Regions from separate parts of the Homo sapiens genome. Here regions 1, 2, 4, 5, 6 and 7 are each linked to region 3. A link is a contact called in ENCODE Hi-C or POLR2A ChIA-PET data. All regions are on one chromosome and are shown on one strand. Each heading gives the region's core, a stretch centred on a gene start or an enhancer-like site at or near the end of the contact. The rest is flanking DNA. Distances are from core to core; before and after follow the strand shown.

The links. A loop is a pair of places that touch in the nucleus more often than their neighbours do. ChIA-PET counts read pairs that join two places held with the same protein, here RNA polymerase II (POLR2A). Pooled maps may share reads with other maps.
Region 1: a map of OCI-LY7 shows a loop between it and region 3 (7-fold over the local background). The contact joins the promoter of NIPSNAP3B here to the promoter of RAD23B in region 3. A Hi-C loop is called at or near these places in 1 of 168 maps with a recorded cell type or tissue (OCI-LY7), 10 of 37 single-sample maps with no recorded cell type and 12 of 50 pooled maps.
Region 2: a map of CD8-positive, alpha-beta T cell shows a loop between it and region 3 (16-fold over the local background). The contact joins the promoter of TXN here to the promoter of RAD23B in region 3. A Hi-C loop is called at or near these places in 3 of 168 maps with a recorded cell type or tissue (CD4-positive, alpha-beta memory T cell, CD8-positive, alpha-beta T cell and naive thymus-derived CD4-positive, alpha-beta T cell), 3 of 37 single-sample maps with no recorded cell type and 14 of 50 pooled maps.
Region 4: a pooled map shows a loop between it and region 3 (22-fold over the local background). The contact joins the promoter of CT70 here to the promoter of RAD23B in region 3. A Hi-C loop is called at or near these places in 2 of 37 single-sample maps with no recorded cell type and 12 of 50 pooled maps.
Region 5: a pooled map shows a loop between it and region 3 (11-fold over the local background). The contact joins the enhancer-like site here to the promoter of RAD23B in region 3. A Hi-C loop is called at or near these places in 2 of 37 single-sample maps with no recorded cell type and 7 of 50 pooled maps.
Region 6: a loop to region 3 is called in a map of naive thymus-derived CD4-positive, alpha-beta T cell, with 28 times the contacts of the local background. The contact joins the promoter of SLC44A1 here to the promoter of RAD23B in region 3. A Hi-C loop is called at or near these places in 4 of 168 maps with a recorded cell type or tissue (CD4-positive, alpha-beta memory T cell, naive thymus-derived CD4-positive, alpha-beta T cell and ovary), 1 of 37 single-sample maps with no recorded cell type and 13 of 50 pooled maps.
Region 7: a pooled map shows a loop between it and region 3 (6-fold over the local background). The contact joins the enhancer-like site here to the promoter of RAD23B in region 3. A Hi-C loop is called at or near these places in 7 of 50 pooled maps. POLR2A ChIA-PET finds 5 or more read pairs at or near these places in 2 of 52 experiments (WTC11 and activated naive CD8-positive, alpha-beta T cell).

The regions. Positions count from the first base shown.
Region 1 is chr9:104,762,845-104,766,711 of GRCh38, reverse strand. It overlaps NIPSNAP3B (nipsnap homolog 3B), which reads right to left and starts at 2,583. Exons shown (of 6, transcript NM_018376.4): 1 at 2,412-2,583; 2 at 177-387. The coding sequence starts at 2,471. RefSeq lists silencers at 2,268-2,457, 2,655-2,854.
Region 2 is chr9:110,254,457-110,258,247 of GRCh38, reverse strand. It overlaps TXN (thioredoxin), which reads left to right and starts at 1,741. Exons shown (of 5, transcript NM_003329.4): 1 at 1,741-1,836. The coding sequence starts at 1,813. RefSeq lists enhancers at 1,060-1,109, 1,150-1,349, 278-1,477, 2,220-2,549 and silencers at 1,490-1,729, 1,900-2,149.
Region 3 is chr9:107,281,569-107,285,885 of GRCh38, reverse strand. RAD23B (RAD23 nucleotide excision repair protein B) reads right to left here and starts at 2,607. Exons shown (of 10, transcript NM_002874.5): 1 at 2,191-2,607. The coding sequence starts at 2,256. RefSeq lists a silencer at 2,069-2,628 and an enhancer at 3,119-3,278.
Region 4 is chr9:104,989,330-104,993,377 of GRCh38, reverse strand. It overlaps CT70 (cancer/testis associated transcript 70), which reads left to right and starts at 1,583. Exons shown (of 4, transcript NR_184160.1): 1 at 1,583-1,692; 2 at 2,075-2,561. RefSeq lists a silencer at 2,030-2,299 and an enhancer at 1,234-2,433.
Region 5 is chr9:109,409,462-109,413,169 of GRCh38, reverse strand. It overlaps PTPN3 (protein tyrosine phosphatase non-receptor type 3), which reads left to right. Exons shown (of 26, transcript NM_002829.4): 15 at 2,755-2,941; 16 at 3,094-3,171. Among named protein-coding and RNA genes, the nearest start is that of PTPN3, 87 kb to the left of the region's middle. RefSeq lists enhancers at 1,216-1,315, 1,836-1,955. Within about 2 kb of position 1,954, at least 2 of the 41 ENCODE cell types and tissues checked have a DNase peak (open chromatin) inside an H3K27ac peak, as active enhancers do.
Region 6 is chr9:105,242,713-105,246,493 of GRCh38, reverse strand. It overlaps SLC44A1 (solute carrier family 44 member 1), which reads right to left and starts at 1,843. Exons shown (of 16, transcript NM_080546.5): 1 at 1,590-1,843. The coding sequence starts at 1,625. LOC112268038 (a long non-coding RNA gene) reads left to right here and starts at 901. Exons shown (of 3, transcript XR_002956866.2): 1 at 901-1,475. RefSeq lists silencers at 901-980, 1,321-1,460, 1,471-2,070 and enhancers at 393-1,296, 1,297-2,201.
Region 7 is chr9:104,966,879-104,970,710 of GRCh38, reverse strand. No RefSeq gene overlaps it. Among named protein-coding and RNA genes, the nearest start is that of CT70, 23 kb to the left of the region's middle. RefSeq lists enhancers at 2,372-2,421, 2,502-2,551. Within about 2 kb of position 2,435, at least 34 of the 41 ENCODE cell types and tissues checked have a DNase peak (open chromatin) inside an H3K27ac peak, as active enhancers do.

The DNA of each region.
Region 1 (3,867 bases), core at 1,334-3,833, 2.5 Mb after region 3:
TTAGAGGTGTACCACTGGGAAGAAGATCTGCTAAATTTATTTTTTTGGTATTGCTTTTAAAAAGTCTTACTTAACCTGTATGTATCTATGGTAATATAGATCCAAGAACTAAGTCTTATGTTACATTTAACAGAATGAAAATCTATACTGAATACTAAAACTGGATGACTCTTTACCATACTTCCAAATATGAAACACTTTATTCGTTCTGCCTCCAAATTCTACACTCCAGAATCCAACCAATTCAGAGTAAGAGGTCCGAAGATGAATGTTTTTCTTAAGATTTTCCATGAACGCATTCATATTTGAAGGTTTAAGGTAATAAGTACGAAATTCATAGAACGTTCCATCGTATTGTCTAGGGCCCGTAGCAAAAGATGAACACACCTGAAGGAGGTAAGACAAATGTAAATATCTTGGGAAGGTACAATTACAGATTTGGTTACAACCAAATCTGAGTCTGGTACAAGGAACACACATAGACTCATTATCCATTGTTTACTTTTGTTGTCAATTCTCCATATACACTTGTTTACATAGAGATGTCAATAAAGATAACTACTCTTAATTCTGATGAATATATAGCAACTGTTTCCTAGCAGGGGTCTACCTCTAGCCATTTTTTCACGAGAATTTGCTCACAAGAAGGCTGTGGGATCATAATGATACTCCTTTACCGAAGAACTACATTTAAGACTTAGTCTCTTTAATTTACAAAGGGTTTTCCCCTGTTTAGCCAATATTCCATCTTACTCAATACCATATGTATTAGTTCCACACATTGAAAAAAATTTATTAAGTACACATGCCTTTTGGCAGGCCCAAAAATACGTTTACTAACAAAAAACTCTTGTTTTTAAAAGGTTCCTAAAAAAACAGGAAGGGCTATTCAGGTCAAAGTATTTCCTGAATCTACTGATGAAGACTACCGGTCAAAAACAGGACTGGAATGTAACTAATATAAAAGGAAGCTATAACTTATCCAATTGCATTGTACTATGGGTGTATACTGCATAAAGGCTGAAAAGGAAAAAAACTCAACAAATGAGAATTGTCTCCATCATTGTTTCTAATTACAGATGCAATATCAAGAAGTATGTACATTTAGTGCACTCAATTATACCAAGTTTATGGAACTATCCTTTAAGAACCACCCTTTGTAATAGTCATATGCCCAATGGGTAAATTTTCTGTCCTAATCTGGCCCTCTGAGCCTGAGTGAGCTTAATGTTCAGTAGCAAATGCCCTGTCAGAAATTATCCAGTCTGTCTGTATGTACGTACATGCAAATATTTATGTAAACACACGTGTATACACAGACCACTCCCGTGGCATTCTAGTTTACAAATCCATTCATTTAGGCATGGTTAGCATGTGACAATTTCCTGAGGCTCACTACCCAGAATAATCTATCGCAACAGTTTCAGTAGGCATCTTTCACTGACATATTTTTGGTTACAACATGCAAATGTCTATGTAGTTTGTGTGCATAACGTCTTAATTATAATTGTCTATCTTGAGTTCATTCATCTCCAGTATGAGTTATGCCCTTATTGCCCAAGTGTCTTAGTTTTCTTAGAAAACCCTTCTTCATACCAAAAAATACCTGCAACTATCCTTTCTTTTGATGGCCATTCTTTTTGGGTCAGTTTAATCAAATTCTGAAAATAAAAAACTGCTTAGTATCTACAGTTTAAAAATATTATTATCTCGGAAAATGGGCCAATGAGGTATTTCTAATAACTGCTTTTAAAGTTGATTTTCGGAGATTTGTATCTGGAGATGTTATCCTAAAAAAACGCAACAGCTGGCGCCACGGGGGTGTCCCGGGAGTTGTGGCATTTAGGCTAGAAACAGCTGGCATCAGGCTGGGCACAGTGGCTCATGCCTGCAATCCAGCACTTTGGGAGGCCAAGGTGGGCGGATCACGAGGTCAGGAGTTCGAGACCAGCCTGACCAACATGGTGAAACCCCCGACTCTACTAAATAGTAAACACAAAAAAAATTAGCCGGGCGTGGTGGCTGGCGCCTGTAATTCCACCTACTCCGGAGGATGAGGCAGGAGAATCGCTTGAACCCGGGAGGCGGAGGTTGCACTGAGCCGAGACTACGCCACTGCACTCCAGCCTGGGCGACAGAGCGAGACTCCGTCTCAAAAACAAAAACAAAAATCACAAAAACACTGGCATCCAGTTAGAAAACCCCTCTGACAGCGACTGCCAGCGAGACGACCCCGGCCTGTAGCCTCCTCCTTGCGCGCCAGACGGCTCCAGAGACCGCGTTAGAACTTCGGCGGCGGCGCGGGGCCCCAGGTCTGGGAGCGCCTGAGCGTGGCTCGCACGCTTCAGAAATACCCCCCGCCCCTCCCCTCCCCTCCGGCCAGGGCTCGGGCGCGCCCCCGCGGCCAGTACCTGAGGCGCGAGCGTCCGTGAGGCAAGCGCCTTGGTCAGGCCGCTTCTGAGAACGAGCATGGCGCGGCTTCGGCACTGAGAAAAGCAGCCAGCCGAGTCCTTTGTGAGACTTCTCTGAAGTCTTCCCGAGTGGAAAAAAGCGGCTCCTGGACCACTGGCGAACTCAGGCAGGGGCGGGACTCGGCGGGGTCAGCTCCACCCCGGCGCGGGAGGCGCGACAGGTCCCGCAGTTGGCGTCTTTCTCTTCGGCGCTGAGCCTCGGTCCCCCTTGGTTTCCTGAAACGTTCTTGCCCCAGACGTTAGAGGTGACAGAATTAGCTGAAGGCTGGGATCGTTCCTGCCCCACCTTTCTGGGCCCTGACCTCATTCGCTCCGATGCGCAGTTGTGTAGATTCGTAAATGTGCGGCGGTTGTGCTTGTGTTGCCCCTGGAGAAGGAAGGGGAGGTGTTCAGCGTGTGCATGTGCAGTGCTTTGCATTTAAAGTCGAGATGTTGACAGGGTTAACTTGTTTCTTTGTTTGAGACGTAGTCTTGCTCTGTCGCCCAGGCTGGAGTGCACTGGCGCGATGTCGCCTCACTGCAAGCTCCGCCTCCCGGGTTCACGCCATTCTCCTGCTTCAGCCTCCCCAGTAGCTGGGACTACAGGCGCCCGCCACCACGCCCCGCTAATTTTTGTATTTTTTAGTAGAGACGGAGTTTCACCATATTGGCCAGGCTGGGACAGGGTTAACTTTTACAGGTTGTGATAGACGTGTATTTGTAGACCAGTGAGCCTTCGCTTTTCTGCATTATCTGTCCCCATTGCCACCCCACTGTGATCTTGGAAGGCTCCTAATAAAGATTTAATTTTCCATGAGCTCAGTGGAATAGCAGCACCGAGCCTGATAGGAAAAAGTCGAAGTTAAACATAGATAGTTTGAAACTAGATCGTTCTGTAAGCCTTAAGAGCAAAACAGCCGACCTCTGGTCTAGTCCTCCCAGTCCCAGAGTACTGGTCCCCAGACTAACCACCTTCAACATTTTAAGCTGTTCTTCTAATACCTGTTTCCGTATGTTTTTTATTTTTTTGAGACAGAGTCTTGCTCTGTCGCTCAGGCTGGGGTGCAGTGGCATGATCTTGGCTCACTGCAACCTCCGCCTCCCGGTTTCAAGAGATTCTCCTGCCTCAGCCTCCTGAGTAGCTGGAATTACAGGCGCACGCCACGACACCTGGCTAATTTTTCTATTTTTAGTAGAGACGGCGTTTCACCATGTTGGGCAGGCTGGTCTTGAACTCCTGACCTCAGGTGATCCTCTCGGCTCAGCCTCCCTAAGTGCTGGGATTACAGGCACGAGCCACTGCGCCTGGCCCGTATTTTTAAATAATAGTCATTTTCTGCTATTTCTTGCATTTTCAGTTATGGAGAGTATGTGTTGCCTTCCTTCTGTGGCAGATGAGGATTTAGGTCTCACAGAA
Region 2 (3,791 bases), core at 492-2,991, 3.0 Mb before region 3:
CTCCACATCTACTCTGCATTGGTGCTGTGGAGGTGGGAGAGAGGGAGTACCTCCTTCACTGAGTCACTGGACATTTGGAAGGTCTTTGGAGAGAAGTCAGCTGAGGATGGCCTGCATTGCCCCTTCCTGGAACTCAATGATTTGTTGTTATCACCCATGCAAATTCACCAACAAACAGATAAAAGTCAGGAAGCTGGGATGCAGCTGAACTGAAAACCCAGCAGCAGAAAAGCAGGTTATAGATTCTGCTCTGGGTGCTCCATACAGCTCCTTCCTCTCTGCCCCAATAACCTCCCTCTCTTTGGGAACATTGCTGCATTCAGGGCAGTCTGTCTTCCCTCCCTATGGGCTGTCTTTAGAATGTGTCCCTTGCCTATATCCATATTCATGCTCCGTGCTCCTCAGCCCCCTAGAAACTTTGCACAATAGATTCAAAACCTCTGGTTTCCTCCCTTCCTCTGTCTGAAAGAGTGAAAGAAGGAAGCCAGGGATTTCAGGGGGCAGCCAGGCAGCAGTATCACCACCCCTAGGCAATCACACCTAGTTGCAGCTTCATCGGGAACAGCTCAGCTCTGAAAACACAGACCTGGGACTCTCCCTCCCAGCCTTCTAGCTCTCGTTCCTGTGAGCAGCTTTTCAACCTCCACTTCCAGCCGCTGACAGGCCCTCCTGGCTCCACAAGGCCAGCTAACATACCCACCTTCCACAATCCCCAGCCCTGCCAGACATAACCTGCAACAGGCATTCCTGGATCAATGCAAACTCCGACTTCTGTTCCAGGAGTCTGCCTCTGTTAGAAGAATCTCACACAAGTGTGCGTGCTGTGCCATTGTAAATGCTGTATAAGGTGGCCAGGCCCAATCAGTCCCTGCAAGACACCGAACAGTAAGAACTATCTATGGAGTGTTTACTATGTGCCAAGCACCGTCCTTTGCAAGCACTATTAACCCTCAAAATACCACCACCGTGAGATTGAGACCATCATGATTCCCGTTCTACAGAAGGAAACACTGAGACTTCAGGAGGTCAGGACCTTTCCAGGGTCACAACTGCGTAACTAAGTTGCAGAGCTCAACCCAGTGGCACTTCCATCTCACACGCAGCTGTCTGATGGTCAAGAGCCCAACCAGTCCCCCGGTCGTTTCTACCGCACTAAACCGCTGTGTCAAGCTGGAGCAGCGGGCTCAGCAGTGAAAATGAAAGAACAGAAGGAGGTTACAGAGAAGAGAACGGTCACGGTAAATTCCGGAGAGGAGGCAAGGACGTACACACCGAGATACTTCCCGGTCACCGTTACTCAGCACTTTGTGGGGTTCACGTGGCTGGGGGGGCCGGGGCGTGGCGGCCCTTTTCGAGGAATCCAGCCCTGCCTGGGCGGTCCCCATCTCGAGCGTGGGCGTGTTCGATTCAGGCCCGGCGGACGCATCCCCAGGTGACCCGGGAGGGACCTTGTGTCTCTGGGGGTGACTGTCCGTCTCCCCGCCTCCCACCGTCACGCGCAGTGCTGATCCCCACTTCCAGCTGGAGTGCGAGCTGGGCTTGGGGTTACAGGAGCCGAAGCCCTGGAGCTCCGCCCCACGCTTGCGCCAGCCCCGCCCCGATCCCGGCTCGCAGGCTCCAGGGGCGGGGCGTGGCCGGGGCGCAGCGACGGGCGCGGAGGTCCGGCCGGGCGCGCGCGCCCCCGCCACACGCACGCCGGGCGTGCCAGTTTATAAAGGGAGAGAGCAAGCAGCGAGTCTTGAAGCTCTGTTTGGTGCTTTGGATCCATTTCCATCGGTCCTTACAGCCGCTCGTCAGACTCCAGCAGCCAAGATGGTGAAGCAGATCGAGAGCAAGGTACGCGCTACCGGGGAAGGCCAGGGTGCCGGCGCCGCGCGCGGCCTCTGTAACTGGGGAAGGCGGTGGCGGGAGGTGGGGAAGGCGGTGGCGGGAGGTGCGGAGGCCGCCCCTCCGCATCGCCAGGGGAAAGGGACGCGGCGTCTCGGCCTGGGACTGCGGGAAGCAGCGGCCTGGGCGCGCCCGAGGCGGTGGAGCCTGCCCTGGAGGAAGGGAGGAGAAGGACGAGGGTCCCCTGGAGGGCGGAGTGGCGGTGCCCAGCGTTTCTCGCACCCTGTTCCTCGGGGGATTGCACGCACGCGGGGAGCGTCCGGGGGATGTGAGAGCGCAGACAGCGTGAGGAGTCCCCACGCTGCGCCTCCTGCACCCTCCCGTCCGGGCAGCCCCGACTGGAGGAAGATGAGGGAATGGAAGGGGTCCGCCCTTGGCCCCCCATCTGTATCCAGATTCAGGCCCCAGGCAAGGATAGGGAGGGCCCTTGCAGAAGGCACGGGTCGGTGGCCGCCGCTGCCTTTCCGTATGTGAAGTGATCCACCCGCAGCGGGGGTAGTGATCTCCCTTTGGGAGCGGGTCTAGGCCGGAGACCCCCGCCTGCCTCCACCCATGCCCGACCCCAAAGGTGACGCGTGCTGTATCCGCACTAAGGGGGCGGATTGCGGCTGGAGACCCCCTGGCACGTGCAGGTCTGTCCAGGAGGCCCGAGGGCCCCAGGTGACCGCGAGGAAGTGAGGTCCGGGCCGCGCCCACGGGACTCCTGTGGCGCAGGGCGCGTTTCCGGCAGCAGTGGCTTTGGAATGACTGAGTCCCCAAGGTTGGGCCCGGGGGCCTCGGCTGCCCTGCCCGTCCATGATTCACCCTCAGTCGGTGGGTTTTGCTGGAGCCAGGGTTCCTCCTGGGAGCAGCCGCGCCCTGCTGCCTGCTCGCCGACCTATCGGTATCCCGATCGTTGTTTTGTCCTCTTAAAAATGCCCAAGGCGAAACAGCCTTCCCATGTTTGAAAGTTATTGCAAGCCTAAAACCTTGTAGACTGGGAAACCCAGAGCCTAACGCGCAGTGTCTAGTCCAATGTAGCCACTCCAGAAATATTTGTTAAATGCAGCGTCAGAAAAGTGAGTGGAGGAAATTGATACTGCTCGAACGGTAGAAGACCCCTCGCCAGCGCCTACCCTGCGATTACCCCTCCCTACCTGCGGGAAGCAGAGGAGGGCGGGTCCTCGCCCGCCTCGGGTGCCCTGACCTGTTTGGTGCCGGGTGGGCTTCGGAAACAGAAGTGTGTCTGCAATGTGTCCCCGATCCTTTTGTTCCTTTGATTATTATTGACTCTCAGTGTTTTTTCCTCATATGTTGATTGCCACTGTCATCTTTTATCTTCCTCTCAATCAGTTTTTTCTTAGTGGGATTCTCATTTTAGCAGCCCTCATGTGTTGAAAAGATCCTTAGTAGTGAATTGTCTTTCATATACTTTTTTTCCAAGCACCTATTGTGTGACAAATTATTAATCCATTCCTGGGGAAGGGAGTGGGGCTGGGATTCTGTTCTCCAGGGTCTGGCAACCTCAGTATAACCCAACTGCTAAGAACCCCCTCCACTGAGCCAGAAGACCTTTGAGTGGTCTATGTTAGTTGTCCCAAAATCCAGACACTACAAACAAAGTTGATTAGGATTTCTGGAGCACACAGTTTAGTCCTCCCAGTTGTCAGAGCATGTCAGAGCACCTTCCTCCTCTACCAGTGACAAAGGTGTACAAGGGTGACAGGAACTTTAAAAAAAGCACTACAGCCTGGGGCCCAAAGGCCCTGATAATCAATTAATCCTCAAAATAACAATCCAAAGTCATTGATCGAAAGTTACACTAATTTGATTGTTATTTGTCTGTTAGTTTGTTTTTCGAGATGGAGTTTTGCCCTTGTTGCCCTGGCTGGAGTACAGTGGCGCGATCTCGGCCCACTGCAACC
Region 3 (4,317 bases), core at 1,358-3,857:
TGAAACAGTTGTCATGAAAAATATTTCCTAAAGTCATTAAAATAAAAACTGACAAGTCATTAAATGCAAACGTTCCATATATCCCAGAGGAAATGCTTTAATTTCTTGCCCCGGACTAACAGTATTAGTTTTTTTATACTAACAGCAACAAAATTATATTTATATAAATAGCAGCGAAAGCTGTAGAAACCGCTCCCTAACAATGGGCTTTTCAAAAATATACTTCCAGACGTATAACATATTACTTTTCCTTGGAAATAAACTGGAAAACAGCAAAAATAGTTAAGAATTCACACAAACACAGGTACAGCATTGACTCTCAGTTAACAGTATGCGTAAAGTGCCTAAAACGCTAAACAAATCTTACAGAACGTAAATACTTCAGTGGAGCTGTTGACAGAGTCACTGCATAACTTCAATACACCCACACATATTTACCAAAAAGCCACAATATTTCTTTAGCTTTCAATAATTCTGAAATTAACTGAGTATTATAAGCCGATTAAGTTACTGGGGCACCAACATTTGTTACCACAAAGAACCAAAGTCAAATAGGCATTTTACGTAGTTTGTCTGAAATCATCAAACAAACTCCATTTTAACTTTCACCCTTCAACTTATTAATGCACATTAAGCAGTAAAGAAATATTCAAGAGAAATTAGATTCTATTAGTACTGTCAGTCCACAGGGTATTGTCAATTACTTCTGAGGACACTGAAAAGTTTCTCATGTATAACTGAGATCTCCTGTACTTTTAAGAAGTTAATCACACAGCATACACCCACATATAAATATTCTGAAATCAAATAATTTTGTACCAAAATCCCAAAAAGGCTGTTTCTTAAAAAATTAAAGATGTACAAAACTTAAGATTAAATGAGATAAGTAAAACGTAACACTGTATCTCCACTCAAAGGAATCCATTGTTTAAATAATCGATTCCATTTACTGACCACCAAGTAAATACATACCATCTAATCTTCACATCTCTGCAAGGCAGGTATTATCCCTATTATACAGAGAATGAAACTAACCGTAATTTGCCCAAGGTCATAGCAAATAAGTTACAAAACCACAAATGGAACTCAGGTCTACTTAACACCAAAGCCCCTGATCTCCACCCAAAATAGAATCAACTACTTTTAAAAATAGAGTTGGGCAGAAAGCTGCTGGTTTAAACTTAGTATTATGACAATCTTGGCGGTGTATTTCCGAACATAAGCAGTAAATTTACACTCACAGCGTTTTTAGATTCTTGGCATAAAGTTGTACTGACCTCAACAGTGTCTCTTTATGCAGTCACAAATACAGAAAAATGTATAATGTGGACTTCTGAAATGTTTAAGGCTTTAACTGCAGAAAGGATTCAAAGTTGTTGTTTTTTGTTTTTTTTTTCTTTTTTCCCCCTTGAACTGCTACTGTTTGGGGCATCGGGGGAGGGTGGCTGCAGCGTTCCAACTCCTACAATTCCAAGATTTCTAACACAGAAAACCCGTTAAATCTGAAGTTTAGTTTGAGCCTGGATGGCTGTGAAGAGCTCTAACAGCTAAAACCATCACCAAAGAGGCCTCAAAGTGCAATCTACGCAAGGGTGTGGGTTTGGTGGCGGGAGGAAGGCAGCAGAACGATTCATTTGCAAATAAAAGGGTAAACAATTCTGAGGGGAAAGGGGCAAATTCATTTTCACCACCACTCACCTCTCGGCGGCAAACGGAACCTGATACTTTTTTTTTTCTTAAGGCTCATCTTCTCGGGTTACCAACTCTGGGAACTAAGCGGCTAACCAGGTCCACACAGGGGTAGTGGCGACGCCTACGTCTCCCTCCCCCACCTGTGCACCCATACCAGAAAGCCAGGCTCTACGGCTGAGACGGCCTGGACCTTCCCATCCCCCTCCGGCCCCGCTAGCACGAGCTCCTAGGCCCAGGCCCGCGGGCGTGCGCTCCACGCCATCTGCCACCAGGCCTTCGGCGTCCGGCCACTGCTTCCCCATTCTCCTGCCACAAAGCCCACGGCCAAGACAGGAGGATCGGCTCCGCTGTACGCCGCCAGGGCCGGCACCAGGACCCAGGGCCCTCATCGCGCCCTCCGGGGCTTCCCCCGCTGGAGCGCGCCGCCCGGCCCCACGAGCTCCTGGCGCTCCCCGCGGCCCGCACGCGGCTGCCCCTGCCCCCGGCCCGCGCGCATACCGTCTCCTCGGGGTCAATGTCTATCTTGAAGGTCTGCTGCTGGAGGGTCTTCAGGGTGACCTGCATGGTGCCGCCGCGCAGCTCGGCTGCCGGGCCTGCGCCGGGTGCTGGCCGCTGGGCGGGGTCTGTGGCCTGGCGGGGCCCCGGGGTCGCCCGCGCTCCTCGCGCTCTGGGGAGGAAGGCGGTGGGGGTGGGGGCTTGTCACATTCGCCCAGCGGAGCGGCCTCTCCCCCAGCCCGTGCCCCGGACCGCGCCGCTGCCTCCGCGACTGCGGCCTTCCCCGCGAACTCGGGCCGCCGTGCTTCCTCACGCGCCGAGCGCCAGCCACGGAGTCTGCAGAAGGCGCGAGGGGGTCGGCGAGACAAGCAGGGAATCCGCTAGCTCACCACAGGATGGTGGCCGCCATCATCGTGACTCGCCGAGACGTGCCCCCTCCCCCACGCGAAAAACCTGGGGGGATGGGGCCGGGCGGGCGAAGCGCGCAGGCGTGGGGTGCGGCGACGCTTTGCGCCGGCGCGGCCGAGGACTCCGCCCCAGAATTGGGGGCGGGGCGGAAGGCGGTCCTGGAATGTCGGCGGCCTGGACCCGGATTACGCAGGCGCGTTCCGTGGGCGGCAAGGGCTCCTGGGGCTTCCTCCTAGCGACTATTGCTGGGGCGTTCTCTCCGGCTGCCGCGGCTCCGCCTCTGTGCAGGCTCCGCCCGGCTGCCGAAGTTACGCAATGTGTAGCCCGGGAAGCGCTTCGTGGAGACCCGGCAGAGTGGATGCGGAGCCCTGGAGCGGGGGAGTAATCGGGGCGGAGTTTAAGTGAAAGGATGGCGGTAACCACAGTCTGGGGGCCAGCACCCGCGGGGCGCTTGCTGCGGGGCTCAGCCCTGGGGGTGTCGACTGATTCTTTAATCCCGACAGCACAGACTCCTGAGCTGGACTGCCCGAGTTCAAATATTGTTTTTTCTCACTAGCCTAAACAGATGGACCGATTTAAAATGAAGGTCAAGTTCTGTCACACCTCGGGGTAGAACTGTCCAGTGTTTCCCCATCTAGCCCCGAGTTAAAGTCAGAGTTATTAGAACGGATGCATTAGCCCCTCGCCTTTCTCCGAGTCGCCTTACTCTCCCCACTGGTGGATTCTAGGTTGCCCCCGGCTCCCTTAACATCCTTGCTCAGATATTGCCTTCTTGGTGAGGTCTGTTCTGGCTGCCTTACTTAAAATCCCAACTTCCTATCTCTGTTATCCTGCTCTGTTTTCTTGTATAGCGGGTATCCCTTTATAATTACCCTGTAATGTACGTATCTCTTGTTTATCATCTTTCTCCTTTTCCTGTGAACCCCAGACTGAAGCTGCACAGAGGCAAAGATTTTGCTGTGTTCACCCATGAACATGCCTGGCACATTGCAGGTGCACGGTAAATATTTGTGGAATGGGTGAATGTGCTTCTGGATCCTCAGCAGTAGAATGAGAATAATAATGTCACTCATTGATTATTGGAGGGGGAAGTTGAATATTGTATGTAAAATCATGATAAACAGTCTGTAAGCAGTTAGCTATTAGTAGAAAGTCCGTTTACAGATAGAAAACTGAAGTACAGAGATGTTGAGTAATGCACCTGGAATAACCCAGCCAGTAGTAAATGGCAAATCCACAATGTGACCTCAGACAGAATGACTCCAGAGTCTGTGTCCCAGGGTGTGCCACTATTCCCCTGTTTTTTGTTTTAAAGATTATTCTTATTTTTTTAAAGCGTCTGACTGTCATCCACGCTGGAGCGCTGTAGCACAAACACGGCTCACTGCAGCGTCAACCTCCTGAGCTCAAGAGATCCTTCCACCTCAGCCTCTTGAGTAGCTGGGACCACAGACACACACCACTGCTTCCCAGCTGATATTTTATTTTTTTGTACAGATATGTTCTCCCTATGTTGCCAGGGCTGGTCTTGAACTCCTGGGCTCAAGTAATCCTCCTGCTTCGGAGTCCCAAAGTGCTGGGATTATATGTGAGCCATCGCTCCCAGCTATTCTCCTCTGTTTTATACTGTGCCTGTGGCACATTTGATTTAGTTCAAGTATAAAACACAGTTCTAGTCAGGCCACTAGCTCTATGACCAATTACAAATTACTTCTCTGGGAC
Region 4 (4,048 bases), core at 334-2,833, 2.3 Mb after region 3:
GTAGGGGGATTACATGGCTTCTACCATGCATGGAGATGGGCAAACATCCAGACATCTAGGATTGTTATGAGTGAATTTTTGTGCTCCCTTCCACCCAGTTCATAGGTTGAATGCCTAACCTCCAGTATGATGATTAGGAGGTGGGTCCTTTGGGAGGTAATTTGGTTTAGATGAGGTCATAAGGGTGGAGACCCCACGATGGGATTCATGCCTTATAAGAAGAGACTCTAGAGAGAAGTCTCTAAGAGCGTACAGTGATAAGATGGCTGTTTGCAAGCCAGAAAGTGGGGCCTCAACAGGAATCAAATCAGCCTGCACCTTGATTTTGTTCTTCCAGCATCCAGAATTATGAGAAATAAATGTCTGTTGTTTAAGTACCCAGCACGAGAAGACTAAGACAAATACTCAGAGCAGAATTTTCAAGAGAAGCAAAGCATTCCTGTCCTTTGAAGTTCCCATCTGTTTCCCAGCTATATAAACACCGCAGAGTGCATGATAAGTATGTTTGCTGCGTGAATGCAAGAACCCTCCTCTGGGAAAAGTCACAAACAAGCTACTTCACCCATTGCCTGACACAAAGGCAGCTTCCCCCTTGAATAATCTGGGATTGAAAATGAGTTCATTCAGCTATAAGCTCACCGAACGAACACCAAATTCAGCAACTGTGAGCAGTGCACTCTGTCCCTGCCCTTAATAAGTGAACAACCCAACTGTCTTCTAGAAGGGTTGATCACTTTGTAATTTTGTAATGGAAACCCTCAAAGGAGACCTCCAATAATGAGAACTTCTTTGTCTTTAGCATGGCCTGGGCCACTCACCCCATAGAGCATGAAGCTCTCATAGGTCTTCAGATTGGCGATGGGAGAACGTGACTTTGAGCTTTCAGCTTTTTATCTCTCTAAAATAGGACAGAAAATTTCAGCTCTGATATTCTCTGTGGGATTCCAGAACAACTTCCTTGAGTCTCAGTTTCCCCATCTGCAAAAAGAAAATAGTCACAGCACCTACTACCTCATAGGTTTCTGATAAGGATGGAATGAGTAATGCCTATGAGAGTGCCTTGCCAAATGTGCTACAGGTGTCGTTTGTGTGTTTTAGGGCCAAAAACCCACTTTGAAGCACGGACCCTTCATGGAAATTGCCCTTAACTGATTGGATGACCGTGGGCCAATTAAATGAACTCACAGGGCCTCAGTTTCCTCTTCCATGAGGGGTCATTTTGAGGTCTTTCAAAGGGTTGTGAGAATCAAAAGAAGGGCGCCCAGCACCACGCCCGCCGCGCACACACATGGCGTTCAGTAAGTGGTTCTCTCCCCTGCACCGCGTCTAGACCTCGTTTCTCCACAGAGAGTGGGTGGCAGGAATTTTCCAAATCGGCTCGATGTCCCCACTCCATCGCTTCATGCACTGGCCCAGGACACACCCATAGTTTGGCGAAGTGCAGACTTGGAGAAACTTGGGGGAGAACGGAACCCAAGGCCCAGCCCCGCGCACGCGCGCCGCAGCCTTCGCCCAGAGCAGCGTCTGCTAGTTACCTTTCACCTACTTCGCTGCGACTCGCCGCGCGGGGTAACTCGAGGTCAGACTCGGGGCCCCGCGCGCTTGCGCGCCGCCCGCTGCCCGCCGCCCGCCGCGGCTGGGAGTCCGGAGGTTTCATCTTGTGATGGTTTCGGTTCGGCTCTCAAATGGAGGGTGTGAGCTTTGCAGACGTGCCCTAATTCTGGGTCTGGCGGGGCGACATTGGGCCCTCTGAGCTGCCACCCTGGCCCTGACGCCCCATTACTCCTCGTTCCTTCCTCCCCCCATCTGTTGTCACGCTCTCCCTTTTCCCACAGCTGGCCCCTATTCAGCTGTGCCGATTGCCCCACATCCCTTCTTCCTGCAAAAGGCAGATGGGAAGGGAGCTCTGTCTGGCCTATTCCGGACAGAGCTCCGGGCTTCCGAGTGGAGCATGAGCCCGCGGAAGAGCCACGTGGGTGCAAACTAAATGTTCCCATTCTTGCTGGGGAGGGGCCGGACTTAAAGACCAGGTTTCAAATGAGAAGGCGCACATTTTCTGGTTTTTGTCTTCCAGATGGCTACGTTGAAGACAGCTGGGGCTGCCGCACGCCTCGGGGTTACTGTCGGGCACCCGGCGGGCGGGGCCGGCGCTGGGGCGGGGGAGGGCTTCCTCGCCCTCAGAAACCACATTCGCAGAAACGTTTTTAACTGGCAAGGTTTCGAGTTCCCAACCACAGCACCCTCAGTGATGGTTTTCAGAAGACCTTGTTAGCTCCTCTCCTCCAGAGACCCATCCTTCGCTGACATCCCACCGATTTGGGAGCAGGAAAAAACAGACTCCTGCAAAATACCTCTTCTTCCAGTGCCCTGTACCCCTCTCTACTTACTTCGAGTCCCTGCAGTCCAGCAACAACCCCAAACGAGTGAAGGGAGGAGACATAGGTTTGTCCAGGCTCTGCCACCGACGGGTGATTTGGGATGAGTCCTTCTCCAGTATCATTATCTTCAACTGTAAAACATGAGGGTTAGTCCGAATGATCTCCAAACGCTTCAGCATTAAAGTTAGGTGATGAATCCTAAGATTTTGCAGTTCTATAATGTCACATCTCCTCCGTTTCAGAGAGGGCCCGCAGGGAATCTTGTTAAGGATAACTGCCATCGAAGTTACAAGTTTGTTCTGTGATTGAAGAGTTTCAGGTCTTCTAGATTTCTTTGGCATGACGCATAACTATTTCAAGATACTAACATTTGGGCAGGGCGTGGTGGCTCAGGCCTGTAGTCCTAACACTTTGGGGGGCCGAGGCGGGCAGATCACCTGAGGGTAGGAGTTAGAGACCAGTCTGGCCAACATGGTGAAACCCCGTCTCTACTAAAAATACAAAAATTAGCCGGGCGTGGCGGTACATGCCTGTAATCCCAGCTACTCAGGAGGCTAAGGCAGAAGAATCGCTTGAATCCAGGAGGCGGAGGTTGCAGTGAGCTGAGATCACGCCACTGCACCCCAGCCTGGGCAACAGAGGGAGACTCCTTCTGAAAAAAAAAAAAAAAAAAAGATACTAACATTTAAGGTTAAGAATGTAGGTCATTTCCCCAGAGGACTAACAGACTCGAGGGCACACACCCCAAATTTTATTTCTTTGACTCTGTCATTGCCCCCAGAACAGTATATAATGTAGCCAATTGTTGTGGATTTATTGTTAATGAATAAAATAAAATTTGTGACTAGCAGGGATAGGGGTCCTATGCTGTCATTTTAATATGAATAGAGTTTTTAAAAACTCACAGATAAATGTATCACATGAGAAAAAAATACAAAGGCTGAACATAGAGCAGCAATGTTAATCTGATAAATCGTAAATAAGTGTATACATTTTAATAGAGATTAGTACAAAGACCTGTAATTAGTTTTTAAAAAAACTACCAACATCATTACAAGGACAATGGAAATAATGTACCAATAAATATGGAGCTTCCTTATATTTCTACCTTATGTAATCCTCACGATGATGCTGTGAGTTAAGTCAATACACAATTATGGTTTCCATTTTACAGAGGAAGAAACTGCAGCTTAGAGAAGTTGAGCATCTTTCTCAAGGTCATGCAGCTAGCATGTGATAGAACTGAATCCAGCCAGGCGTGGTGGCTCATGCCTGTAATCCCAGCACTTTGGGAGGCTGAGGCGGGCAGATTGCCTGAAGTCAGGAGTTCGAGACCAGCCTGGCTAACATGGTGAAACCCCATCTCTACTAAAAATACAAAAAAATTTAGCCAGGCGTGATGGCACATGCCTGTAGTCCCAGCTATTTGGGAGGCTGAGGCAGGAGAATCACTTGAACCCACGAAGTGGAGGTTGCAGTGAGCTGAGATTGCACCACCGCATTCCTGCCTGGGTGACAGAGCAAGATTCTGTCTCAAAACAAACAAACAAACAAACAAACAGAAAAACTGAATCCAGGGTTCCTAAGGCCAGATTTTCTGCTTTAGGAGAGTGCGTTTCAGTAATGGGTTTGTGTGTGTATGTGTTGGGAGTGGGGGAAGATGGGGAAGT
Region 5 (3,708 bases), core at 705-3,204, 2.1 Mb before region 3:
ATCCTGACTAACATGGTGAAACCCCATCTCTACTAAAAATACAAAAAAAAAAAAAATTAGCCAGGCATTGGTGGCAGGTGCTTGTAGTCCCAGCTACATGGGAGACTGAGGCAGGAGAATGGTGTGAACCTGGCAGGTGGAGCTTGAGCTTGCAATGAGCTGAGACTGTGCCACTGCACTCCAGCCTGGGCGACAGGGCAAGACTCTGTCTCAAAAAAAAAAAAAAATAGGTTAGGGCATAAAATGACTTGGAATATAGTATTAGTACTAGCAGCAATAGTAATAGTAGTAGTACTGTTGTCATTTAGTACCATGGGCTAGTTTAGACAGACCATTGAGTTTTAAATCAAAAAAGAAAAATAGGGCTGGGGATGGTGGCTCACACCTGTAATCCCAGCGCTTAGGGAGGCCAGTGCAGGAGGATTGCTTGAGACCATGAGTTCTAGACCAGCCTAGGCAGCATAGTGAGACCCTGTGTCTACAAAAAATTTTTAAAAGGCTGGGCATGGTGGCTCACACCTGTAATCCCAGCACTTTGGGAGGCCGAGGCAGGTGGATCACGAGGTCAAGAGATCGAGACTATCTTGGCCAACATGGTGAAACCCTGTCTCTACTAAAAATATAAAAAATTAGCCGGGTGTGGTGGCGGGCACCTGTAGTCCCAGTTACTCAGGAGGCTGAGGTTGGAGAATCATTTGAACCCGGGAGGCGGAGGTTGCAGTGAGCCGAGATTGCACCACTGCATTCCAGCCTAGCAACAGAGCGAGACTTTGACTCAAAAAAAAAAAAAAATTAAAATTAGTTGGACATGGCGAATGCCTGTGGTCCCAGCTACTCAAGAGACCAAGATAGGAAGATCTCTTGAGTCAGGAAATCGAGGCTGCAGTGAGCTGTGGTCATGTAATGGCACTCCAGCCTGGGCAACAGAGCTTTACCCTACCTCAAAAGAAAAAAAAATGGATTGGGGGGGTGCAGGGAGGGAGAGAGAGGGAGACAGAGGTAGAGACAGAGACAGAGACAGACAGAACGAGAACTGGAAATACCATTTTAACTTGTTTTGTAACTGCCAAGCAGTTGCCCTTTCTGCCACTGGGTGATGCTCTTGTAAACAGTGAAACCCAGCAAAGATGCCGTATTTGGGGGGAATTTTGTAAAGCTTCCTTTTACGTAAGTGAAAGTCATGCTTTTTCAATCTGAAAACTTGTATACAACTTCAATTCCAAAATACTCTGTCTCTGAAATGCCTTCCCATCCATAACACCCTACCCCCAACCAGCCACTTGGACACCATAAGGCCAGACTCTTGTCCTACTGTATCGCTGTGTTTCTCCATTGGTCTGTCACTGAATATTTTATTCAAATAGATTGTGATTATGAATCATTCTGTGTGACTATGATACAGATTTTATATTTAAATTAGGCTCATTTAAACTCACTAGGAGAAAGAGAAGCACCAATTTCATAAAAAATCCATGGATAAGGGCTTGAAATGAAGGTCAAGAAAGAGGCAGTAGCAGCTGTCTTTTGTCTGGGTTTCACTGAATGACTTGGTCTCTGCGCTTCTCCCCTCACTTCACTTTGGATGAGGTTAGGGTGGGGCAGAGTCTTAGAATGTAGGAGAGCCCCATAGTCATCAGCTCTGTAAGGTGTCTGTGCTGGGCCTGTGGCTCCGGAAGGGGCTGGTGTGGGTGATGCAGAGACTCAAGGGTCCTGTCCTGTACAGTGACAGCAGGGATGGTTAATCCCTGTGACTCTGAGGGGTTAGAAATAGGGGTCTTGGAAGTGGGCTCTGCATGGTCTGGAGAGGGAAGAAAGGCTTAGGACGCACATCGGTCAGGTTTCTGTCTGCTAAGCCGGGGGAAAGCCATGTGACCCTGGGCAAGTTACTCAGCCTCTCCTGACCTCAGCTTCTTCATCTGTGAACTGGGAGTTAGAACAAATGACCACAAAGTTCTGTTCCGTTTTCATCATCTGTAACTCTCTAAGACAGCGCTGTCCAGCAGGACTTCCTGCCGTGGTGAAATGTTCTCTGACTGCACTGTCTCATACGGGAGCCACTGGCCGCATATGGCTAGTGAGCATGTGAAGTATGGCTGGTTTCTTGTCTTAATTTATTTAAATTTAAGTAGCCACATATAACTAGTGGCTACCATACTAGACAGTGCAGCTCCACGATACAGAAGAAACTATATTCGATAGAGGAAAATGTAACAAGATCTCAGCGTGGCAGTTCATGGATGTCACAGGCAAATCATGCCAACTAGGAATAATATAAATTCTCCTGAACGCACAACAACAACAGTCCTGTTTCCTTTGAGGAGGCAAGAGTCCTATGAAGCAGAACCATCCGCAGAAGTGAGACAGAAGGAAAAAAGCTTTCAGAAGGGATGGGCTGTGCATCTGCATGAGCTTGCCTGGCAGAGCCTGGTTCAGTAATGAAACCACCAGAGGAGCTGGACACATTTCCCTGTCACCCTTCTAAAGCAGCGGGGAAGGGAGCAAAGTTTTCAGCAGTTTCCAGATCCACCCTGCCTCCTATCCCTTTTCCCCAAAACCATGTGACAGTGTCTAGGCCAGATGCGGTCAGGGGTGGTCAGTGGGCCCTGGGTGTACTCAAATCCCGCTGACAACCTATGCAGCTGAGGTTCCAGGGAAACATACAGCCCCCAGCTGCCAGGCCCCTACAGTCAGTAGTGTTTGCTCTAATAAAATATTAACCCAGTTATTAATATCTCCTCCTTCCCCATGATGAAGGAGTTTATCCGAGAACAATCCGGCACAAAGCTACCTGACCCAGAAGTCATCCAGTTCTGTGTCTCCATCTTCAAATGCTCCAGGCTCCTGCTCACCTGACGGCGTTGATCAGCAGCTCTTAGATGACTTCCACAGGGTGACCAAAGGGGGCTCCACCGAGGACGCCAGCCAGTACTACTGTGACAAGGTGAGCGAGCGCAGGCAGCCGGGTGATCCACACACCCAGGGCTTCCCGGCCTCTTGTGGGCAGCTGAGTAGCTCTAACTAAATGAAAATATCTTATCACCAACTGCTGGAGAGAGATGTGATGCAAATGACCACTTTCAAACCGTTTTCCAGAATGATAATGGTGACAGCTACTTAGTCTTGATCCGTATCACACCAGATGAAGATGGAAAATTTGGATTTAATCTTAAGGTATGTTGTGTATTTATAAAGGAAGTTTTGTGCTGGGAAGCAATCTTTCAATGAGTTTTTAATTTGCATTACAAATGTGCTGCATTCCTGAGCTACATAAGGAAGTTGGTTCAACCCTCAGAATTGAGAGTTGGGGGTTTTTTTTGTTTTTGTTTGGTTTGAGATATTTGGGGTTTTTTTTGTTTTTTTTTAAAAACTCACTTTATCGCCCAAACCTAGAGTGCAGTGGCACGATCGCAGCTCACTGCAGCGCTGACCTCCCCAGGCTCAGGTGATCCTCCCACCTCAGCTGGGACTATAGGGATGCACCACCATACCCAGCTAATTTTTTTCATATTTTTTGTAGAGATGGGGTTTCACCATGTTGTCCAAGCTGGTCTCAAACACCTGGCAATCTACTCACTTTGGCCTCCCAAAGTGCCGGGATTACAGGCGTGAACCACCGCACCCAGCCTAGAATTGAGAGGTTTTTTTTAATGTGGCCTTAACAGCTGCCGAAGGCCAAGTGCCTGCTCTGTGCCTGGCATTGGCTATCCA
Region 6 (3,781 bases), core at 594-3,093, 2.0 Mb after region 3:
GTTTTACTTTGCTATTATAACTGAATAGGAATCTTTAACTACACCAAAAAGCCTGACTATAATGCTAGCAGGAAAAAAAAAAGCTAACGGGTAAGCAAACACTCAAAAAAAAAAAAAAAAGACTGGAGGAATAGGATGATAGGATGGATACCTAATAAAACACAAATGTCCCCCATTCATCTGCAATTCTAGTCATTTTCTCTCTAACAGATCTCAGATTTTCAGAACAAGTATGCAGGTTATTTAAAACTGAGTTATATATAGTCATTTAGCAGCAGCAAAAACACTTCTGGCATTATCACAGATGCTAGCTTTCTGGAGGAATTTTTTCCCCCCAAACTAGCGTTTTTCTTCACCAAGAACCAACCATCCTTTATTTCTAAAAACAAGAGCCCTTTTCTGCCCCCTAAAACAAACAAATCACAGACCACAGTTAATGAAACTACGCTAATGAAACTGTGAGATTACATCCCAGGCGTTGTCAGAGCCTATTTTTCATACACCACCACAAGACAGTTTGATGCAGTATTCCTGATTGCTTTTTATAGTATTTGTAAATACACTCGCTAATCCACTAAATTAGGTAATTTACAAACAGGTCCTCTCAGTTATTAGTGGCCAGTAGTCGAGTTCTATTACATTTGATCCTCGTACAGTTGTCTAAACATTTCCACCCAGGTTAAGGGCTCGGATCCGAGAGAAGGAGGTTGGCGAAATTTGGATGGGGGCAGGGTAGAAGCTGAGAGAAATCTCTGCATCTCAGCCCTCAGCGACAACATTCAGCCAGTGCCCACAGAAAAACTAAATTCGGAACCTCTTCCTCCTGTTACACTGGCAACAAAGAGGGAGTTTCCGTAGCGCTCCCGTCACCCACCAGGTGCCCAATCTCCTTCCCAGCCCAGAGTCGGCGCTCCCGCAGGGGCCTCCGAGTGCGGGGAGGCCGCGGGGCCCGGGTCACGGCACTAAGGGGGGATGGGGTGCAAGCGAGCAAGCGAGGTCTGCGGAGCGGGCCGTGGAAGGGCTCCGGGACCCGCTGAAACCATCTGAACCCAGCCAGGGGGCAGCGGGCAAGAGAAAAGGGACAGAATATCTAATGAAGCAGAAACTGGAATTCGGTGGGAGAGGTGAAGAGCTCTTGCTGGGGGTACACCTGCGAGGAGCACAGAAAACGGGCGGCGGATGGCGGGGAGACTCCACGGAGGTGGAAGAGAGGAGCCAGGCCCGGAAGAACAGGGAAGGGGATGCCACCTGGGGCAGAGGAGGCGCCAGTGCAGCCTCTACCTGCAGGCGGGCGGGACGGGCAGCTCAGGTGTGACTGGGAGGAGGGGGCCGACTGGGGAAGGGGCCGGGAAGAGCTGAGGGCGCACTAGGCGCCGCGCAGAGGCGCCTTTGAGTCGGCAGCCGCGGAGCCAGCGCACGGGCATCGGCGGGACCCGGCGGACGGAAAGGCGGAGTGGGGGTCTTTGGACTGCACGGTGCGCTCAGGGGAGGCTGGGGACAGCGAGAGGTATCGGGCGGCGGGCGCCCGCCGCGCGACGCGGCGCACGGGAGGCATCCGGGCGGGCGGCCGGGAGGCGGGAGCCCCTCACCTGCGCGGCGGAGGAGGCGGAGCTGCAGCAGCCCATGGCGGGGCCGAAGGAGCCCGGAGGCGGCGCCGGGCGCGCAGCTACGCCCCGGAGCCCCTCGGCATGCGAGCCGGCGGGCGCCCGGGGAGGGCGCGGCCTGGCACCGCACGGCTAGGCGGCGGCGGCGGCTGCAGCGGCGGCTGGTACTCAAGAGGCGGCGCGGCTAGAGGCAGGCGCCGGCCACATCCCCCGGCGGCGGCGACGGCGGCTACGCGTCTCCTGCTCTGCTCCTGCTGCAGCAGCTGCTCCCCAGCGGAAAGGGGCGGGCGGCGGCGGCGGCGGCGCCTCCCTCTGTCCCCCCGCCTCCCGCCTCCCGCGCCCAGTCCCTCTCCCGCTCCCTCTCCCGGGCCGCCGCCTCCTCAGCGCCGCGCGCGTCTCCCATCAGACTCCCCGCCCCCAGTGCAGCGCCGTGCTGGTGGCAGGGCGGCGGCAGCCAGAACAAGGCCGGGCCCTTCCGCGCGTGTCAGAGGCTGCGCGGCGCCGGGCTTATTTAGCTGTGGCACCGAGGCAGCTCTCTGCCTCGAGGCTGGAGGGCAACGCGGTCTGAGGCAGCCAAAGACCGGGCCAACTCGCTGCCAAAAAGGGGCCGGATTGCTTCCGGATCTAGGAGGCAAGCGGGACTTCTCCCTCTCCCTACTGGACGCACAACTCAGGATCCTGATGGCTTCTTACCGCCCCGTCGGCTGTTTTTTTTCTCCAGAGGAAAGCGTACACAAGAAACCTTTCCTGGAGAAGGAATAGGTGATAAGAAGACGGGAAGAAACAAGCATCTGTTGCTACTGTCCCCATTTTGCTGATGTGGAAACTGAGGCTTGAAAGGGACCAAGAACCTAATGAAATGTTCCCAAGGTTGAAATGGTAATAAATAGCCAGAAATGAGGAAAAGGCAAAAAGTTATCCAGGCTCGCAAGTCAAAGCCATACTGGATCTAAGCTAAACTTTCTTATACAGGATAGTCTACAAAAAACAATAAGGGGACATTAATTTATTCATATTAAAAATACTTACTGAAGACACACTACGTTCCAGTGACTAGTACTGGGAATAAAGAGGCGAGCAAAAGAGACTTACCAAGTTCCTGTTGCTAAATCAGTAAGACTCAAGGAAGTAGCAACAAGTTAGAGTAGACGTGGTAACTACCTTCAAGAAATTTACAATTCCAAACGAGTCGTTAGGAAATACAGTATGAGGTGAAAACAGTTAAAAAGTGAAAGAAATAAAACTAAAGATAATGATGTTAAAAAAAACCCCACATTATCAGGCACTGTTATAGCCTTCATATGTCATTTCATCTTGTCAAAGAATGTCTCAAAAGACAGCCACAGGAAAGAAAAGAAAAACTTTATTTGCAAAGCTGCAAGGGAGTGAGACTTCCAAAAGGACTGATTCACCAAATATGAGACATCAAGTTTTAAAGATTAGTTAAAGTATAGAGGGAAGAAAAGAACACAGAATTAAATTGACTTTACATGCACTGAAAGGGAATCTAAGCCAAGGAAAGTTGGAATGGTAGCCTGTAAGGGGACAGCTACAGAAAGGGCCAGGGAAGAAGAATTCCTAATTGATGTTTTCCTATGCCATTTCCTGAGTTCGTGACTGTGGACGAGTTATCTCTCCAAATCTCATTGTCCGCTTCTGTGAAATGCTGGTAGCAGGGATGACTGCAAAGGCTTGTGGTCAAGATTAAATAACATAAGAAAGTGCTGCTAGGTCAGCAAGTACTCAACTGATTGAGATCTTGAATTCTTCTGCATTCTTTCTAGTTTCCTTTCAGGTTAATCAGAGGGTCCACCATACCACGGAGCTGGCGAATCCTACATGTGTTTCCCATAACCATTAAACCAATAAATACAAGTGAAGACATAAAACTAATGGTTCTAGTCCCAATTCTGGTTGTAAACTCCAGAATTAGATTGTAAACTCCCTGAGAACAAGGAAAAGTATTTTCTCCTTTGTATCTCCCTCAGCTCTCTCAAATGTTTGTTGAATTATTCAGTGCAGCCAAGAATAAAAAACATTCCCTTGAGATTTTCCCTCAAAGCCAGAAAAGTACATCTTGTTTTTAACTCGGGGAGGAGGCTGAAAGTAAAACTACAGTCCTAAACAAGAAGCCATCTGTCTTCCTTCTTTATAGTCAAGGAAAGGGGAGTTGTTTC
Region 7 (3,832 bases), core at 1,186-3,685, 2.3 Mb after region 3:
GATATTTGAAGAAATCCAGAGTCCCTGGAAAGCACAGCTTCTCCAGATGACCACCTAGAAGAGGGTAGCATCTCCGTACCTGTGCTGGTTGGCTCTTAAATAATCAGTCCCTTTCCCAGGCAAGGCTCATGGGGAGCCTTTGGTGTGATAACTTCTTATATGCTAATACAATAATGGACAATTCCAAAGCTTAGCAGAGAGCCCCCATTAGCAGATACTGCCTTCTCCATTCAGGTTTTTGGAACCACGCCAGGCAGTTATGTGCATCTGCCTTCCTGTTCCAAACTTTGTATAAACATGTACCTCTATTTTCTTCTTCTTTTTTTTTTTTTTTTGGTGGCGGGGGGTACGGAGTCTCACTCTGTCACCAGGTTGTAGTGGAGCGATCTCGGCTCACTGCAACCTCCACCTCCCAAGTTCAAGCGATTCTCCTGCCTCAGCCTGCCGAGTAGCTGGGACTACAGGCATGTGCCACCATGCCCAGCTAATTTTGTATTTTTAGTAGAGACAGGGTTTCACCATGTTGGCCAGGATGGTCTCCATCTCTTGACCTCATGATCTGCCCGCCTCGGCCTCCCAAAGTGCTGGGATTACAAGTGTGAGCCACTGTGCCCAGCCTACCTCTATTTTCATCTCCACCTCTCCCAACAGACTCTGGGCACAGACATGAAGGTCAGACACTGGACTCATGCATTCATCATTTATATGTCTATTTGACATGTATGAAAAGGCCACTATATGTTAGCACTGCTAATACAATGGTGAACAAAATAGTGCTGCAGCTTCTCAAGCAAGGCAGGCAGGCCAGGTAGGGTGGCTCGTGTCTGTAATTCCAGAACTTTGGGACGTTGAAGCAGGAGGATCACTTGAGCCCAGAAGTTTGAAATCAGCCTGAGTAACATTGTGAGACCTCCTCTAAATTTTTTTTTTTTAATTAGCTGGGCATGGTGGTGCACGCCTGTACTTCCAGCTACTCCAGAGGCTGAGGTGGGAGAAGGATCGCTTGAGCCCAGGAGTCTGAACTTGCAGTGAGCTATGATCGCACCACTGCACTTCAACCTGGGTGACAGAGGGAGACCCTGTCTCAAAGAAATAAAGAAAGAAAAGAAAAGAAAACAGGCAAACAAGCAATCATATAACAAAGTGTGGCTAATACTATCCTTTGGGAAATACAGAATACTTGATAGGACAGCCTGGTCTCCCTGGGGGAAAGGAAACTTTTAACTTAAGATCTGATGTACATCCTTTCCAGGGCCCAGCACAAAGTATGTGCTCAATGTGAAACATTACCCTGGGCAAAATCCTCCGGGCTTGCTGGAGAGGTCACTCACTAAGGGGCAATTGTTAGTCAATTTAAGAGTGGTTGTGGTGAGCCAAGGGCCCAGGGCCTGAGCATTCCGAAAGCCAGCTAGCGTCAGGTGCAGCTGGTCACCTCATTCAGCTCTTTCTGACACATTTGTGAAGTGGTAGGAGAAACAATAGACTTAGAACTCCTGTAGGGTTCAGTCCCAGGGTTCTGCCACTGATTACATTCGTGTGTTCTCACTTGTCCTTTTGTATAATGATGCCACCTTCCAGAGCAAAGGAATCTATGAAAGCCTGTTGCAAATGTAAGGACATGGAATCTATTTATCTAATCTATCGCCTGGCTGTCTGAATTTGCAGGGGAAGAAGAGGGCAGGGTAAACAATAAGTTTAGGAGAACTGGCAGGGGCACTGCCTTGTAGGGCTTGTGCCTCAAGCCTTTTGTTGTCTCGCATGATCTGGATTTGGCAAGGAGGGGGCAGCTTGAATTCCGGGCGGGCTAAAAGGCCTTGGCTGAGGTCTAACGGATTTCACAACACAGTATGGAAAGGCTTCCCACGAAGCGATCGGGGTGGGGGATGGGGAAAGCTGCAATTCTGCAAACTGGGAAAGGGTAGGAGGTGGGAGGTTCCCGAAAGCCAGGATGGAGTAGCGATTAAAACCCTTGATTACTGACACTACCCAGCACCCCCAACCGACCCCCTTCAAATCTCTGCCTTAACAACCGCAGCCTACAGGCAGTGTTATCACAAACTTGCACCGCAGGCCCTACCTATGAGCCCAGTCAGCCCTAAGGCAGCAGCCAGCCCCTGAGTGGCACGGGAGGAGCGGCCCCCACCTCCGGCAGCCGCGCATGCGCGCCGCTTACTCTGCGTTCCAACACCTCTAACACTCATCAACGGCGCCCCGATCCGCAGATTAAAGGAGCCTTCTCCCCTTTTACCCCCGGCTGTGCCCCATGCTCAATACACAGCAACTCCAGAGTCCATAGGCAGCTGTGCGGCGGTGGGGGTAGAAGGAAACGAGTCAAGAAGCTCTCGGGCCCGGCCCGAAACTACAACTCCCAGCAGACCCCGCGCCGCCCCGCCTTCTTGTGGGCGGGCCGAGGGTACCCAGCAGCTTAAAGCGGCGAGATCGCGACGTGTGTGGAAGGCTGGGTGCATGGTCTGCGCTCTGTGATCCGGCGCTGGGAGGGTGGAGAGAGCGGTGGCATCTTTCTGTCTTGCCTGTTGTACCTGAACTAGCAAACAGCACAGTTGAAATAACCTCTGAGCGCATTTAGAGGCGTCTCTCAGGTTCAGCAACTTGTTGCCCCTACTTCACAAATTCTGCATTGTTGGTTTAGCAAATGAGAACCTGAAAAATCGCCTGTATGTTAAATTTCTTCTTCTTTTTTTTTTTTTTTTTTTTTTTTTTTGAGACGTAGTCTCACCCTGTTGCCCAGGCTGGAGTGCAGTGGCGCGATCTCGGCTCACCGCAACCTCTGCCTCCCAGGCTCAAGAGAGTCTCCTGCTTCAGCCTCCCAAGTAGCTGGTATTACAGGCGCGTGCCACTACCACCCAGCTAATTTTTGTATTTTTAGTAGAGACTGGGTTTCACCATGTCAGCAAGGCTGGTCTTGAACTCCTGACCTCAGGTGATCCACCCACCTTGAGCTCCCAAAGTGCAGGGATTACAGGCGTGAGCCACCGCGCCCGGCTAAATTTCTGTGAAAATAAATTATTTTCCCTACCATGTCCAAGCAACCCTATTTTTTTTCCTAGTTTGCAGGTGTCTGTGGTTGATGTTTACTATCACTTATTTTCCCTAAAGACTCAACACACAAAAAAGAGGGGAGTCTGTTTAAAGAAATTCTGCAGTGAATCATCCTGAAAACGTAAAAACTTGTTTTGATAAGTTTTATACTTTAATTTTCTAACTTTTGTAATGAAGTGTCTTTAAAATGCAGCACACTTGAAATCCTTTTTTAAAGTGCAGAGTTAAGTGGTATCCTAATTTTTGAATAGGACGCAGAGAAGTTTAAAGAGGTTTAAGATCTACTCTTTGCTTCTTGCTAACGATGCAAAACGATGGTTCTTAGAGGGCACGAGGGATAGCTACCTTCTAGAATAGTGCTATTGGTCTGCACGACTGTAGTGGGTTTCTTGAACGGTGTAGTTTAGACCGTGATTTCTTACAGCCGCTAATGAACATCCTCCACATGCTAACGATGAACTCCTTTTGTTTTTGTTTGTTTGTTTTTTCCAAACAAATACAATTTAAGGGCCTCCATGGGAGTCATTTGGGAACTTAAATGCAGAATGGTTTAGCGTTGGATTTTTTCTTTGTTTTTGGAGTTAGCTTCAGCCTGCTGTTTTATGACCATGTGTGTGTTCACTCTCTTTAGTGTGGCATTTATGGATAACATGAAATTGGCCAACTTGGCAAAAGTTAACAAGATACATAATTTTTTATTTGTTCTTTGTGTGGGGCAGCCCAGCAATAGGCATACTGAAAAATTGAAATAATAGTTGATGTATAGTGATTT